Regions from separate parts of the Mus musculus genome. Here region 1 is linked to region 2. The links are chromatin loops, found by intact Hi-C in ENCODE. Cell type or tissue: gastrocnemius. All regions are shown on one strand. Links, peaks and the distances in the headings refer to the core of each region. The heading gives the core; the rest is flanking DNA.

Region 1 (2,915 bases), core at 117-2,616, 65 kb after region 2:
TATTTAGGTGGGAATCCCTAAAACAGAAAATAAACCATTTCCTGAGCTCCTTATACAACTGAATGTCCACTCAGTTCACACTCAAGTTTCCTAGAAATGAACGTTGCAGATTAACTTCCTTTCTGTTAAACAAAAAGATTATGTTAACCCCGTTGCACCTATAATATAACTCGGGCATTTCCCCGGAGTGTGGGATGCAATTACCATAAATACCTTGCAAGGGGACCTGGCCAGTCAGCTTCTCACAGGTCACCACAGAGCTACCGAGTCAGAGGCACAGGAAATCAACATTTTGAGAAGTGAAAACTAATTTCCAGAGGGGTCATAGACAGCAAGGGCTTTTAGGAGTCAGCCAGTCTGATCTGTCAATACTTCATGGAGCAACTGGACTCAAGTTTAAAGCCAAAAACAGTCAGCGGAGGAGCAGGGACCTGAATCTGAGCATCGGGGTTTTCAGTACTCCTCCACCTTGCCACAGCGAATGGGAGAGCTAGTTAACACAAGGAGAAAGGTAACATTCAATGAGAGGAGCCGGGAACTGGTGAGAGAACAGTTGAGCTTATATTTAGACTGAGGTCTGTTCCCTCTGTCATTAACTGATCCTAAAGGGTGTGGGGACAGCTGCCCATCACTGGGACATAACCTAGGAACACTTAATCCTTGTGAAGGAGGGGCTGCGGAGAAGAACCAGCCTCACCACTTCCACAGTGTGGTTTTCAGTGCCATAACCCCTTCGTTTGCAAGCTTTCAAGGGACAGAAAAGAGTTAGAAGGTTTTAGAGAGAAAGATCAATACAAGAAAAACTTGGAGGAAGAACTCGAAAAGGTCAAGCTGGGGGCTGGGCACAGGTGCAAAAACTTGGACTGTTATAAAGGCTGGGTATAGACGTCATAGAGGAACAACGAAGCTGAGACGCTGCCCTGTGCGCAAGCGCATTGAGCAAGTAAGCGGTAATGGGAAATGCCCAGCACAGGATGGGGTTGGGGTTGGGGTTGGGGTTGGGGCTGGGCGCTCCTGGAGCTCAGCAGGAGTTTCGGTGAACTGTGGTTTTCATTGTCACGTCCTGCTCTGTTATGTCAGAGCTGTGGAAAAGCTCCTGTTTCAGGAACTATTTCCTGTTTGGGGTCCTTTCATGGGAAAATAAGAAAATGCAGCCTTGTCTTCTCTGGTAGAGCTGTGGAACAGCTTAGCTTTGTTAAGGAGACCTTGTGCCTTGCAATGAAGTGGAATGTGCCTTGTCATCATTTCATTCTTTGAAATCATGTTAGTGTCTGTGTATGGGTTCAAGGGTGGGGGGATGGTACCCATGGAGATCAAAAGAAGGCATCAACTTCTCTATAGACCTGAAGTCGCAGGCAGTTGTCAATGCCTGTCCTGGCAACAGAACTCGGGTCCTCTGCAATAGCTGTACACACTCTTAACTCCAGTGGCCCAGTCAGCGTATTGTACATGTGCCTTGGTAAAGGGAACCAACAATTGCCATTAATTAGGACTACTATATTGGTCCTATAAAAATAACCCATGGTTCCAGGATAAAAGCTTCACAAACTGGCACCTTCCCAGCCTGCTGCGATGCATCCCGAATGGAAAGCAAGAATGAAAGCAGGAACAGCCTTGGCTATGATCAGATGCTGGACCGCACATGGCTGCTAACCTTGAATTCGGTGGCTTCAGAGCAAGCTAGAAAAGCAGGTCCAACCTGTCACACTGGGAGGAGAGTGTGTGCTCTCTTGTTCTCTTAGCATGTCTGGAGATTGCGTTGGGTTAATGTTTGACTTCTGTTCTTTACTATCTTAGACCTCAATTTCCCCACATACATAAGGGAGGGCAAAAAAGGCAACACTTTCTCAGAAACACAAGTAGTATAGACTCTTCCTCTTGGAAGGGAAGGCAAAATGGTGAAAAATTCAAGGTCGGCAACATGTGGCCCCATAGACACAATTTGAGCCACTAGTACAGGTCATACAGATGTTAATTTATCTAAGAGCCACATAAAACCTAAGGTGAAATTAATTTTAATGCCATGTTTCATCCTATATAATATAGCTCAGATATTTTAACAAATAATAGCTTTTTAAGTAAAAATATTTTATTATATTGTATGTGTGTTAATATGTATGATGTGTGTGTGAATGTGTGTGTTCATGGGCTATAGTGTATGTGGGGTCAGAGGACAACTTTAAGGTGCTGGCTTTCTCCTTCTACTGTGACTTTCAGTATTAAACTCAAGCTACCCGGCTTTCAAGACAAATACCTTTACCTGCTGATCTATCTCACTAGCCCATAATTAATATTTTAAAAAATCAGTGCTACTTCAGAGAGGTGGCTCAGTGGTTAGGAGTGCTTGCCCCTCTCCCGGAAGTTCCTACTTTGTTTCCCAGAACCCACACTGGGAGGTTTACAAACTTCTATAACTCTAATTTCAGGGGGCCTGATGCCCTCTTCTGGCCGCTGTGAGTACTTACACTCATTTGAGGTATACACACACACACACACACACACACACACACACACACACACACACACACACAAATAATGCGATTTCAAAAATTATTAGTGTGATTTGTTACATTCTTTTCACTATACAAATCATCAAAATCTATATTTTACACACACCACACATCTTAATCGAGATGAAGCAAACTTCAGGGCATGGTAGCGCTGTATGGCCAACATCTACTCTACTGGGAAGGATGGCTCTAAAGAAAGTTTGAACTAACCTGGAAATGACTTACTCTTAAGAAGATTACTTAAACACCCCGTGCCTCAGTTTCTACATCTGTAAGATAGGAATAATAACAGTAGTAACTTTAGTGCAGGTGTATTTTAAGACCCTAGTGTAAAGCCGAGTATGGTGGCACATGCCTTTATTTAGTCCCTGCACTTAGGAGGGAGGCAGAGGCAGGTGGATCTCT
Region 2 (2,915 bases), core at 209-2,708:
CAGAAGCCAGCAATTACTCCCAAACCTAGAATGGGATAGAGGTCAGAGACTTGTCTATAATCGATTGAATTGCTGTCTGTTCTTTTTACTTAAAGAACCTAGAAGGTTTCTGGTAGTTACTGTCCAGTGGTTAAAACAAAGAAACAAACAAACAAACAACCCCGGGAGTTTCAGTTTTAGGAAGTAGTGAGACAAAAGCAAACTTGTTCGGGAGGGATTGGGAGTGGGGGTGGGGGTGGAGTACCTCTATCATGTGATTTACAGTTAAGATTGAGGGAGGGGGTGCTTTGCTGAACTCAGGAGTCTCCACCCATTCCTGAGGAAATATTGGGTTAATGGCTGCTGGGGGAGGGGAAGATATTTTCCTCAATGGTATAGCCACTGGCCAGGTGCCCATGAACCTGTAAACCTTTTCCCAGTGTTCAGGTAACTATCCCTAAGTATGTTGGTACACACACACACACACACACACACACACACACACACACACACACAGCCTCAACAGAGGAAGAGAACCAGCAGGATCCGGTTTGTCAGGAGGGTATGGGGTGAATATGATCAAAATACATTATGCACGTGTGAAAACGTTACAATGAAACCCATCACTGTACATTTAAATATATAATAACGAAAACTTTTAAAATGTAAACTTTCAGCAGGGCGAGGTGATGCGCGCTGTTGGTCGCAGCACTCCGGAGGCAGGTTTGCATGAGCTACGGGCTAGCTCAGTCTATATAGGGAAACTCTTGTTTTTATTTTTTAAAAGAAAAAGTAAACTTGTATTTGGTTATATCCCATGGATGGCAGCCACCCAACGAATAGGTAGCATTGGTGATTTAGATCCTTGAAACTGTAATATACCTAAATTTATTTATAATATACCTAAAATTATTATCCTGAGACTAAAAATTGGAAGCCAAACATGAAATCTCTGCCTGATCCACTCCCTAAATTCAGAAATAGGATGCAGGGCTCTCTATAGGTGGTAAGGTTAGCTTTGGAGAGTATTCTGGACGTTCCCAAACAGGTGTCGCTCAAAATGACACCTCATGGAAAAAAAAAAAAAAAAGGAAACATCAAAGCTAGTATAGAAGTTGCCGGCGGTGGGTGGACGGGCGAACTTCGGGAAGAGGTTTCTCCTGTGCATAGTAGATATTGCGGTTGTAGCTGCTAGCCTCTTTGTTGGCTGCTCAGATCCCGCGCTCTCCTAGCCAAGGATCTTTTTATCATTGTAGGGCGAACACGGCCAACTTTTTCTATTTCGGAACTGTTGCGCGCCTGCCTCTGGGTGTCACTCGGAAGCCGTAGAAGACCAGCCCCAGGCTCTTCCAAGTTCCCGGGGTCAGGACCGGAGGCAGGCAGGATTTAAGGGGATCCAACATCAACAGAAAGAACTGTGTGACTGAGCATCGTCTCTGTGCGCGGCTCCGATCCACCGAGAAGTGCCAGAGAAGGAAGGCGGCCTCCTGGCCACCGGGTTCCCGGCGTCCTAAAGAGGATTGGTGGCTGGGCACCTGGGTGAGAGCCGCAGCCAGCCTTCTGGCTTGGCGTGACTGCAGCAGTAGAGGTAGCCTGCGTGCCACAGCCGCTTCTATGCAGAGCTCTGGTCCCACGGAGACCAGCAGCATCAGGGGAGAACCGATGCTTTGTCATTGTGGATCCGATGGCGCCACAAAAGATCGGGACCAGAAAACTGCAGAGCGCAGTGTGGGAAAGTGGTTCACGCATGCGCAGAACCAAGTTTACAGTCATGGGTGGAGTCTGCAGATTATGGGAGGAGCGGAGTGAAGAGACTCAATTTGTCTGAGCTCTGTGACACACTTGTCGTCTCCCACATGGTCTAGCGGTTAGGATTCCTGGTTTTCACCCAGGCGGCCCGGGTTCGACTCCCGGTGTGGGAACGCCAATATCTTTTAGAATAAAGACACTAGGTTCACAGAAGACACTGGATTCACACTGCCCTGACTTGAGAAGTGAGTTTTTAGAGTTTATATCCCATTCTCTGAGCCGCAACGCCACAGAAAGAGACTTAAGAGAAACGGCATACAGGGCTAAAGTGATGGCTGGGAAGAAAGAAAACGAGAGATCGCACACCCCTCCCCTGGCATTTGGACTCGACCAAAGAAATCGAACTCTTTGACAGAAAGGGTGCAATTTAGGGGGATTATAGACTCGGAGGCTGCATGAACCTGTCTGAACGAGATTCAGACGTCTCACTTAACTGGGGTTAAAAGGAAAGAGGAAAACGAGATCTACAGACAGGAAATAGATTCAGGGACGGCCCCTCGCTCTTGTTGCTGGAAGACCCGCATAACAACCAAGCTGCACATCTCCTACATATTTGTGAGGAGCCTAGGTCTAGCCTATGCTAGCTCTTTGGTTAGTGGTTCAGTCTCTGCGAGGCCCAAGGATCCACGCTAGTTAACTTTATGTTGGTCTTCCTGTGGAGTTCCCATCCCCTTCCGAGCCCTCGATCCTTCCCCTAAATCTTCCACAAGACTCCCGGGGCTGCATCTGATGTTTGACTGTGGGTTTCTGCATCTGTTTCCATGGGCTGGGGGTGGAGCCTCTCCGTGGACAGCTATGCTAAGCTCCTGTCTGCAACATGACCGTGTGTGGGCGGCCTTGTCTGGCCTCCGTGGGAAAGGATGCGCTAGTCCCGCAGAGACTTGATGTGGGGTAGGGGGGCGGGAAGGGGAGGAACCCAGGGAGACGTCCCCATTCCCAGAGGAGAAGGGGATGGGGGAATGGGCCGGGTGGGGGAGCTGTAGTAGGGGAACTGGGAGGAGAGGGTGGGTCAGGTATTGGGAGGCAAAGTGAATAAATAATTAAATTAATGAAAAAGAAAAGGTCTGAGAGAGGGAAGAAAAAATAGGTTTTCAGAAATATTTAGTAGCAAGGAGATACCAACAATA

What was found. Peaks named below come from ENCODE experiments on the same cell type or tissue, not always from the same donor. Only the 100,000 strongest peaks of a DNase experiment are listed, where the experiment ranks them.
Region 1: a loop joins it to region 2, with 2.4 times the contacts of the local background. A loop is called at or near these places in 2 of 42 quality-filtered maps.

The regions. Positions count from the first base shown.
Region 1 is chr14:76,216,358-76,219,272 of GRCm38, forward strand. No RefSeq gene overlaps it. Among named protein-coding and RNA genes, the nearest start is that of Gm41214, 13 kb to the left of the region's middle. In gastrocnemius, for the core only: no CTCF peak of the experiment used is centred there; no DNase peak of the experiment used is centred there; H3K4me3 peaks cover 1,878 bases; H3K27ac peaks cover 2,041 bases.
Region 2 is chr14:76,150,945-76,153,859 of GRCm38, forward strand. n-TEttc6 (a tRNA gene) reads left to right here and starts at 1,830; the gene lies at 1,830-1,901. In gastrocnemius, for the core only: a CTCF peak has its summit at 1,291; DNase peaks (open chromatin) are centred at 416, 751, 1,383, 1,777 and 1 more place; H3K4me3 peaks cover 2,032 bases; H3K27ac peaks cover 2,025 bases.